Linked DNA regions of Homo sapiens: region 1 is linked to region 2. A link is a loop called in an ENCODE intact Hi-C map of the cell type or tissue named here. Cell type or tissue: ascending aorta. All regions are shown on one strand. Each heading gives the region's core, and the rest is flanking DNA. Links, peaks and the distances in the headings are about the cores only.

Region 1 (5,387 bases), core at 304-5,303, 1.3 Mb after region 2:
CTTCAAAAAATCAACGAATCCAGGAGCTGGTTTTTTGAAAAGATCAACAAAATCGATAGACCGCTAGCAAGACTAATAAAGAAGAAAAGAGAGAAGAATCAAATAGACGCAATAAAAAATGATAAAGGGGATATCACCACCGATCCCACAGAAATACAAACTACCATCAGAGAATACTATAAACACCTCTATGCAAATAAACTAGAAAATCTGGAAGAAATGGATAAATTCCTGGGCACATACACCCTCCTAAGACTAATCCATGAGAAGTTGAATCTCTGAATAGACCAATAACAGGCTCTGAAATTGAGGCAATAATTAATAGCTTACCAACCAAAAAAAGTCCAGGACAAGATGGATTCACAGCCGAATTCTACCAGAGGTACAAGGAGGAGCTGGTACCATTCCTTCTGAAACTATTCCAATCAATAGAAAAACAGGGAATCCTCCCTAACTCATTTTATGAGGCCAGCATCATCCTGAAACCAAAGCCGGGCAGAGACACAACAAAAAACAGAATTTTAGACCAATATCCCTGATGAACATCGATGCAAAAATCCTCAATAAAATACTGGCAAACAGAATCCAGCAGCACATCAAGAAGCTTCTCCACCATGATCAAGTGGGCTTCATCCCTGGGATGCAAGGCTGGTTCAACATACACAAATCAATAAATATAATCCAGCATATAAACAGAACCAAAGACAAAAACCACATCATTATTTCAATAGATGCAGAAAAGGCCTTTGACAAAATTCAACAGCCCTTCATGCTAAAAACTCTCAATAAATTAGGTATTGATGGGACATATCTCAAAATAATAAGAGCTATTTATGACAAACCCACAGCCAATATCATAGTGAATGGGCAAAAACTGGAAGCATTCCCTTTGAAAACTGGCACAAGACAGGGATGCCCTCTCTCACCACTCCTATTCAACATAGTGTTGGAAGTTCTGGCCAGGGCAATCAGGCAGGAGAAAGAAATAAAGGGTATTCAATTAGGAAAAGAGGAAGTCAAATTGTCCCTGTTTGCAGATGACATGATTGTATATCTAGAATATCCCATCGTCTCAGCCCAAAATCTCCTTAAGCTGATAAGCAACTTCAGCAAAGTCTCAGGATACAAAATCAATGTGAGAATCAATTTTCTTTAACAGTTAGAGAATTCCAGTTACCTTAGAAAAAAATTCGAGGCCATTGAATTCTCCTATGGAGTCTGCATCTCTTACATCTGCCTGTTTCTTTCCAGCCCCCATGGCCATTACCTTGATTTCCACCTATGCCTCTAGTTGTCTATATTGAAAACGCTAAGTAAGATTGTCCTGTTTCTCCCCAATAACAAAAGTAGAACCAGCAAGTGGAGGGGGAGGGTGTGGAAAGGCAGATTTGGGTTCAATAGTAGAAACAACCACGGTACTCAAGGAGAAAACAGGAATGGCGGTATAATGGGTAGAACTCAGGTTTTAGCATCATACAGTCTGGGTTTATAAGCAGGCTCTGACACTTATTGTGTATTTTAGAGAAATTATTTAACCATTCATGCCTTGGTTTCCTAAAATGTAAAATGGAGCTAATAACAGAATGTAGCTTATTAGGGTACTGGGAAAATTGAGTTAACATGCGCAAAATATATACAAATTCATAAAATACAAGTACTCAAAACCTGAAGCTATTATCTCTCTTATTATTATAATAAAAGAAGTGATGTAGTTGCACATTAGGGCAGAGATTGCTAACTAGTAGGCAGAATATTCTTTCCTCCTCTTTCTGAGTAATGGATTAGTCCACACTGTATTTCCTAGCCTGCCTTGCATTGACTGATTTCTAGTCAATGGAACATGAGAGGAAGACGTGTGTGTTATTGCCGGATTTTACCCAGATAAACCTCCTATACATGTTCCTCCATACCATTTCCCTATTTCAGCTGGCTGAAATGGAGGGAGCCTGGTATAGCTGTGGAAACAATATACTGAAAGTGACAATCATGCCATCAGTTGATATCCTCTCACAGAGCAGAGCTGGGTCTACCTGCCCACTCCCACAACCCCACCCTGGTCTAGCTTGAACTACCCTAGATTGTTATGGATGCAAAAATTAAATTTCTATTGCTTTCAGCCATTGGATGCTTTGGTCTATTTGTTGTCTTATTCTAACCTTAGCACCAATGACATTTGGGACTGGATAATTCTTGGTCTTTGGGGGACCGTTCTGTGCACTATAGCAGCAGTCCCCAACCTTCTTGGCACCAGGGAGCGGTTTCATAGAAGACAATTTTTCCAAGGACCGGAGGGGAGGAGGATGGTTTCTGGATGATTCAAGCGCATTACATTTAATGTGCACCTTATTTCTATTATTCCATTGTAATATATAATAAAATAATTATACAACTCACCGTAATGTAGAATCAGTAGGAGCCCTGAGCTTGTAGATGGTCCCATCTGGGGATGATGGGAGACAGTGACAGATCATCAGGTATTAGAGTCTCATAAGGCATGTGCCACCTAGCTCCCCTGCATGCACAGTTCACAATAGGGTTCATGCTCCTAAGAGAATCTAATGCCGCTGCTGATTTGATGGGAGGCAGAGCTCAAGCGGTAATACAAGTGATGGGGAGCTGCTGTAAATGCAGATGAAGTTTCACTCATATGTCCATCACTCATTTCCTGCTGTACAGCCTGATTCCTAACAGGCCATGTACCGGTACTGGTCCATGACCAGAGGATTGGGGACCCCTGCATTGTAAGATGTTTAGAGGCATCCCTATCTACTAATGCCACTAGCATCTTCCCTGACTCCGGTTGTTGGCAACCAAAAATGTCTCCAGACATTGTCAAGTGTCCCCTGAAGAGCCTATCTTACCATATACTCATCTTACTCATCTTCAGAGGTATTCACAATACTGCATGCATGATCTCTTTCCAGGGGTGGTTGAGCAGGAAATCTTGAGATGTTGAAGTCTGCCCATAATCTACAATCCTTTTCAACTCTGCAATTGACACTGGGACTTTTATTGGTGGAAAAGATCATAGACACTTGTTGGTGAATGGATTATTAGAGTTCATTTGATTCATAAGGAAAATAAGACTCAGAGGTGTTACACACCATGCAGAAATTAGGCTCCCAACTCCCATTTAAATTCTGCTTTTACTACCCCATACTGCCTGGCATAAGACTGAGTGAATACATTGTTCTGCTTTATCATTGCACAACTTTCTCATCCAATAAATTAATCTAATTTATATTTTATAGTTCAGTCCAAAGAAAATGCCCAAATAAAGATGCTAGGAGTGGAGCACTGAAGGACAGCAGTTATTCACCATGTACTGTGTACAAAAACCTATCAATTCTTTATTTATAATGACCAAAATTTACAGAGGAAAAAATCTACGTAAGCATAATTAATTTACGTCAGGCTCTATTTACCCATGTTGTTAGTAACCACATGGGCCCCTCCATGAAGAACTGATATTAACCAGGCTCACCAACCTGCTTATCCTCAAAAGGCTGGACTAATTCTCAAGGCACTGAGGATCAGAAAAGTAACAGAGAGCTAATCTTTTCTGGTATTGATACCTATGGCAGGGTTCAAAAATATAAAATTCCTTAGTCCATTTCTTAACATTGAGTTCTCCCAGAAGCAGAGAGTGAGATAAGAATTTGCATGCAAGCAGTTTAATTGGGAGAAGATCCCAGGAAGCACTGGGAAAGGATGAAAGTGAGACGAGGAAGGGAAGGTGACCAATTCAAATGCATTAATGAGCTGGTGACTACTGTGGGCACCTGGGACTTAGTCCTTCTGGGGGCCTCTGGGAGATTGGGTAAAGCTTCACTCTGAGTCATCCCACTCAAAGGGCAAGGAAGCTGGTTGTGTTAAGTGTTGCTTTCTAGGTGTAACCACTTCCAGACTTCCCTGCTGTCCTACTGTCAGCTGTACATGAGTAGGGAGAGGTGGCAGAGAAAGCCATCAAGTCAAAAGTTGCCAATGTTTGTAGTATAAAGCCTTCAGGCTGAAGCAGGCAGGACACCAGAAGCACCTGCTGTGGCTGAGAATTAAATCACTGACCCTCCCCTCCCCTCACCTTGCATTTCTCCCCAGCTTCAGTAGTTGTTTTCCTTTGGGTTCATTTCTACATTCAGGGAAAGAAATTTCATTCATCTTGGGTCTATCTCTAAGATTTAATTTCTCTAATTTATAGATTCCCAACTTGTGGGACATGACTGCTTTGAGGTGGTAGTGGGAGAGCCTCAAATTATATAAGGGAATCCTCCAATCTATTTGCACACTCAACATCATTTCTAGAATAAATAATTTATCTGAAGGTATGTTTTACTGTCTTTCATATGCTGTTAGATGCTACTTGTGTTGTGAAAATTATATATGAATTCATTTTGATTGACAAATTAATTTGCTAATTTCTGTCATTATATTATATCAGACAACTAAAATTACCATGCTTAGTAATTCTAACTATGAGAGGTTAAAATGGAGGAGAGGTGTCCATAATTTAAAAGTTTAGAAACCATTGATATAATGGTTGGAAAACACTAAAGGAGAATTAGTCCTAATGATGCTTTGCTAATATGAGGAGTGTGTGTGTGTGTGTGTGTGTGTGTGTGTGTGTGTGTGTGTGTGTGTCTTTTAGTCCATCTGCTTCCAAAGTATTATTAAATGTCACTTAAGATTACACTGATATGTTTAAGTGTCTAGGCTCCAGAGTTAAATTTGATCTTGAATCTTACCTCTCTGACTCAAGTAGCTGTTTGAACCTAGACAAATGACTTAACTTCTTCAAGCCTGAGTTTCCATATCTGTAAAACAAGCTTTTTAATATATCCTTCTTCTATGAGTGTTGTAAAGTTCAAGTGAGATATATGTATAAAGATTTCAAATACGAATTAACCAATTGTTGCCAGGCACAGTGGCTCACACTTGTAATCCCAGCACTTTGGGAGGCTGAGATGGGTGGATCACAAGGTCAGGAGTTGGAGACCAGCCTGGGCAACATGGCGAAACCTTGTCTCTATTAAAAATACAAAAATTAGCCGGGTGTGGTGGCACACGCCTATAGTACCAGCTACTTGGAAGGCTGAGGCAGGAGAATTGCTTGAACCCGGGAGGTGGAGGTTGCAGTGAGCCAAGATTGTGCCACTGCACTCCAGCCTGGGCGACAGAGCGAGATTCCATCTCAAAAAATAAAAAGAAAAGAAAAGAAAAAAGAATTAACCAATTGTCTGCTGCATCTTTTTTATCTGTTCCCACATCTTTTTATCAATGACACTAGATTAGGGTTGCCAGACAGAATACAGGTCACTCAGTTAAATTTGACTTTCAGATAATAAATGAATATTTTTAGCATAAATATGTCCCAAATATTGCATGGTTCT
Region 2 (5,387 bases), core at 105-5,104:
GAAGATGTTGCAGCCTCTTGGCTCTGCAGTGCAGGAATGTGGGGTCGAGGCAGCATTCCCTCTAGAGCACAGCTCAGCAGACTGCATCCTGCGGGCCAAAGCCAGCTGGCACCTTGTTTTAGAAATAAAGTTTTATTGGAACTCAGCCATGCCCATCCATTTCCATATTTTTATGACTCCTTTTGTGCTACAGTGGCAGGGTTGAGGAGTTGCAACGGAGACCATCCGGCCCGCAAAGCCCAAAATATTTACTCTCTGGTCCTTTACAGAAAACATTTGCCCACCACTGCTCTAAAAGGCCGTGAGGGAATGATGATCTCAGAGGAGCATAGGATTCTGTTAGCACAGGGAGGTGTGTGTAGGTAGTCCATCTGCTGTGGGAGACGTGATCTGTGCCAGCTAATTCTAAGTTCGTGCTGCTAAAATTTAACCTTGAAAACAAAAGGAGGAGATGAAGTCTGTGTGAAGAGGCTTTTTAATGAAACTTAGCAATGTAAGTTAAGATAGTAACTCATATTCAGAATGGAGACACCGAACCAATGTCCCCCTTCAGCATAGCTTTTAAATCATCAAAGATCAAATCACATTTAGTATGTTTTTTAATTAAGTGAATTATTTGAGTGTGTGCTCGAATTCTTTGGAGACTTTTGTGGCATCTTTATAGCTCTGTGAACTAGAAAGCTCGTCGTACCGTTGCGGCACATAACTGAAAGAATCACATCAGTGGGAATTTAGCTGCTTGATGACATTCATTTTATTTTCTTAATTACCCTGTTTCCCGAGGAAACAGTTTCAAGGAAAAAAGCATGAATTCGAAAATGCATTCGGATCAGTTGCTGTATCTGCTTTGTTCTAGATCACCAGCAAGAGCAAGGAGTCCATATGGGAGTTCATCAAGAGCCTGCTGGATGCCTGGTCGGGATGGGTGGTGATGCTGCTCATCGGCCTGCTGGCGGGTACGTGGATGGGCATGCGGCACTCCCGTGGGAAGCTGCAGAGGCCGAAACCTCAAAACACGAACCCTCTGGGAGATTTGGAATATAGCGCGTGTCGCTTGTCGCTTTTACCCCTGTGGGAGGGATTTATTACTTGAAATATCTAAGGGCAAAATGCATGGCTGTATATTTAACCTAAAATCCATCATCAATAAGGCATGCCCAAGGCATGAGCTCAGGCACAGGCTTCTGAAGAGCTGTGACGATAGAGCTGGTAGCCTTTCCACACAGAGCAGAGTTTTCTTACTATACCGGATTTGACTGAAAACACACATTTTTTTTGGAAACGGTCTTGTTCCATTGCCCAGGCTGGAGGGCAGTGGAATGATGCCAGTTCACTGCAGCCTCCACCTCCCGGGGTTGAACAATCCTCCCACCTCAGCCTCCTGAGTAGCCAGGACCACAGGCATGCGCCACCATGCTCAGCTAATTTTTGTTATTTTTTCATAGAGATGGGGTCTCACTGTGTTGCTCAGGCTGGTCTCAAACTCCTGGGCTCAAGCCATCCTCCTGCCTCAGCCAAAGTGTTGGGATTACAGGTGTGAGCCACTGAGCCCAGCCAAGCACACATTTTATATTCGGTTATTCTTGATTATGTAGATGACAACAAAATCAGGGACTGTTTTATCTTCAATAACAAAATGTCATATGAGATTGCCTTTTGCTACTACTGGTAGGCTCTGGGATGAACTGGAAACATCCTGCAACAGTCAGCACCATGCTAGACACCCACGGGAGCTGAGGCAGGCCCAGGGGCCTCCATCATCCTGACCCTCAGGAACTCTGCATCTTTCCTTTTTAGAATCCCAACACCGTGTTTGCGAGCAGTAGATGTTTCCAGAGTAAATGGATGCTATCTGGAGGGGAAACACGTCTTTTTAATATCAAACGCACCAGCCCTTCCGGGAAATAGTTTCCTGAAACTTATGTCCTTTTAGGAGATTGTGAAGGTTAATGTCTAAGAATAAAAAATTTGGCATGACGAAGAGGTTTCCTTAATAAAAATCCCCTGCATATAACAACATAATAGTTATGGTTAGAGAACAGATCAGGGAATTGACTAGAACACAGGCAGAATATATGTAGTAAGTGGTCTAAGAAGGACAGAACACAAATGGGGCACAGATAGAGTTTTGTGATTCCAGGGGCTTTCAGTTTCCAGGTGATCTTGATTTATTCCCTAGCTCATCGGAGGAGGGGCTTGGTTGCCAGGGAAGGGCTCTACCTCCCTCACCTGCCTCAGCATTCCGTAAAGAGCTAAGAGGAATGCTCAGAGGGGGAGTTCTTTCCTACTAGTCACAGATGCTGTCTGTCCGTTTCTCCAAGCCTGTCCTTCCTTTACCAGTGGCATTTCCCGTCATGTACTGGCAGCAGCCAGGGCAGGAAATTAGACTTCATTGTCACAAGGGATTGGACGACCAATTTTGCTTGACTGCTTCTATAAAGGCCTTTGAAGGTGGGCCAGGTGGGAGTTTGCTATGAATTTTGATGTCCTTATTTAGAGTAGATTGATAAAACCTTATAGTGTGTCATTTTTCTTGGCTCGTAGGAAGGAGAAATAAATAGGGTAAATGAAGAAACTCAGAACAGGAATAGATGTTCTGATAACGGCACAGCTTAGATTCATTGACTGACCTAGGAGCCCAACTGGGCTGACTTTAATCTGATTTTGACCAGCTGGCTTTATTATCCACTTGATTTCCATCAGCTCTTTCACGAGGGGGAATTAAAAACAATATGCTGCTGCCCTGGCTTCACTTAAACAGTATCTCTGGAGAGGACCTCTAGCTTGAATACAGCCTGCCCCTCCCCTCTGTGATTGTAATGTGCAGCCAGGGGTGAGCACCACTGGCCAAAGGAGAGCCCATGCGCACGTCAGCAGGGGAATACATGGGAGGGTGAGAATGGGGTGATGCTGAAAATGAAGGGACTACAGTGTTCTTTTGATTTGGATGCACTTTGAAGGGACAGCCAGAGAGCCACGTCCCACTCACTTCCCCCTTCCTCGCTGGACTAACAGTGGAGAGGACCTGGGGTCTCACTGCCTGGCCGGCTGTCCCCTCAGTGGCTGTTGTCTTCGGACTCCCCTCATGGGTAGGCCCACAGCATCTCCGCATGTGCTTATCAGAAGTCACCGCTAGGTGTCACTGTTGGACCACGAAAGAAAGCTGAGGCCTGCTGAAGCGCAGTCAGAACCAGAATCAGCAAGGAAGATTGGGTGTGCAGTAGGGGGGTTGTGAATGAATGAATAATGATGAAACTTGGGGTGATCATCCTGTTTGCCCCTGGATATCTGCAGGACCCTCCCATCTTCTTCACCTTCTTCTTCAAATACTGCACGATGTCACTTATCTGTGGAGTCCAAAAAAATAAAACCAGTGTCATAGAAACAGAGTAGAAAGGTGGCTGCTAGAGGGAGGGGTGGGGACAGGATGGGGAAAGAGATGTTGATCAGAGGGCGTAAGTTTCAGTTAGACTGGAGGAATAAGCTTTAGTGAGCGGTCGCACTGCATGGTGACCACAATTAATGATCATGTATTGTATATTTCAAAATTGCTAAAAGAGTAGACTTTAATAATCTCACCACAAAAATAAACTGGGGAGGTGATTCGGTTGGTGCGAAGGTAATTGTGGTTTTTGCCATTAAAATAACGGCATGATCGGATCTTTAATTAGCTCGATCAAGTCTTTCTATAATGTATACATAGATCAAAACATGACATTGATATACACAATTATTATGTGTCAGTTTTAAAAAGTTAAAAAATCAAGATAATGAGCTCTTTGCCTTTGTTTTTCCTGTGGAAAAACAAAGAACTGTGGATAGTTCTAAATTTGACATTACCGGACCCTGTGGAAAGACCTCATGAAATACTAAATATTATGGTTCTTGCGTGCTGTTGCTAGGGGGCAGTGTTTACTTAGCTGACTCTGCAAACTAGCATTAAGCGGAACCAAGCTTGCATCCAGGATTTCATGATCTAGAGAAAATACTTTGAGCATGTAGGATTTCTTTTCACTGGGTTTCAGTTTCCAACTTTAAATCAGGAAATAGTTTTCACCATTCCACAAGGTATATGTACTTCAAAACATCATGTTGTATATGATTACAACATACAATCTTATGTGTCCATTTTAAAATGAAAGAATAAATCAGGAAATAGCTAATGATATCTCTAACTTAATTAGACTAATTATATATATTTGTATATTTGGAATCAAGTCTTTCATTATTGAATTGCATGTTTAAAAATTTCAAACCTGTCTGATATTTAAAATTTAAAAAACAATAAAATTACATCCCTCTCTCTGTAAGCCTCACCTCCCTCACCTGCTCTATGGATGTATATATGTATGTATGTAAAGCTTTATTGAAATATAACTCACATTCCATATAATTCACCCATTTAAAGTATACAATTCAGTGGTTTTTAATGTATCACAGAGTTGTACAACCATCACCGTGGTCGATTTTAGAATAATTTTATCATGCCCAAAAGAATCATTATACCCTGTAGCTATCAAGCCCCTGCTCCCCAACCATCCCCCTTCCAGCCCTAGGCCACTGTTAACCTGCTTTCTGTCTCTATGGATTTGCCTATTCTGGGCATTTCATATAAATGGAATCATACAATATGTGGTCTTTGTGATTAACTTATTCTACTCAGCATAATATGTTCAAAGTTTGTCCATGTTGTAGCACGTGTCAGTACTTCATTCCTTTTCACTACCAAGTACAATTCCATTGTATGGATAGACCACACGTTGTTTATCCACTTATCCATTGATGGATATTTGAGTTCTTTCTACTTTGTGACTATTTTGAAGAATGCTGCTATGAACATTTTTGTTCAAGTGTTTGTGTGCATGGATGTTTTCATTTCTCTTGGGTATATGCCTAGGAATAGAATTGGTTTTTTTGAGACAGGGTCTGGTTCTGGCGCGATCATGGTTCGTTACAGACTGGGCTTGAGCAATCTGCCTGCCTCAGCCTCCTGAGTAGCTGGGACTATAGGCGCGTGCCACCATATCTGGTTAATTTTTTTTTTTTTTTTTTTTTTTTTTTTGTAGAGACAGGATCTTGTCATGCTGTTCAGGCTAGTCCTGAACTCCTGGCCTCAAACGATTTGTCCACCTCGGCCTTCCAAAGTGCTGGGACTACTGGCATAAGCCACTGCGCCTGGCCCTTATACTTTTTAACAGAGCCTTTAATATACTTATTTTCTCCTGTCCCAGGTACAGTTACACAAAGGCAGGGGCCTGGGTCTACTCTTTGCACTGCTGTATTCCCAAGACATGGATGAGTAACTGCCGTGTAGTAGGTACATGTTCAGTAACTATCCCTTGAATGAATGAATGGACCTGAGTTTTCTGATTTTTTCATTCATTTAT

The links. Hi-C counts contacts between places; a loop is a spot of excess contacts. Peaks named below come from ENCODE experiments on the same cell type or tissue, not always from the same donor. Only the 100,000 strongest peaks of a DNase experiment are listed, where the experiment ranks them.
Region 1: a loop joins it to region 2, with 4 times the contacts of the local background. A loop is called at or near these places in 8 of 110 quality-filtered maps.

The regions. Positions count from the first base shown.
Region 1 is chrX:11,522,422-11,527,808 of GRCh38, forward strand. The region is part of intron 1 of ARHGAP6 (Rho GTPase activating protein 6); the gene reads right to left. Among named protein-coding and RNA genes, the nearest start is that of ARHGAP6, 140 kb to the right of the region's middle. In ascending aorta, for the core only: no CTCF peak of the experiment used is centred there; no DNase peak of the experiment used is centred there.
Region 2 is chrX:10,186,659-10,192,045 of GRCh38, forward strand. CLCN4 (chloride voltage-gated channel 4) reads left to right here. Exons shown (of 13, transcript NM_001830.4): 4 at 857-956. Among named protein-coding and RNA genes, the nearest start is that of CLCN4, 32 kb to the left of the region's middle. RefSeq lists a silencer at 3,093-3,222. In ascending aorta, for the core only: CTCF peaks have their summits at 3,131 (motif pointing right) and 3,910; DNase peaks (open chromatin) are centred at 3,123 and 3,923.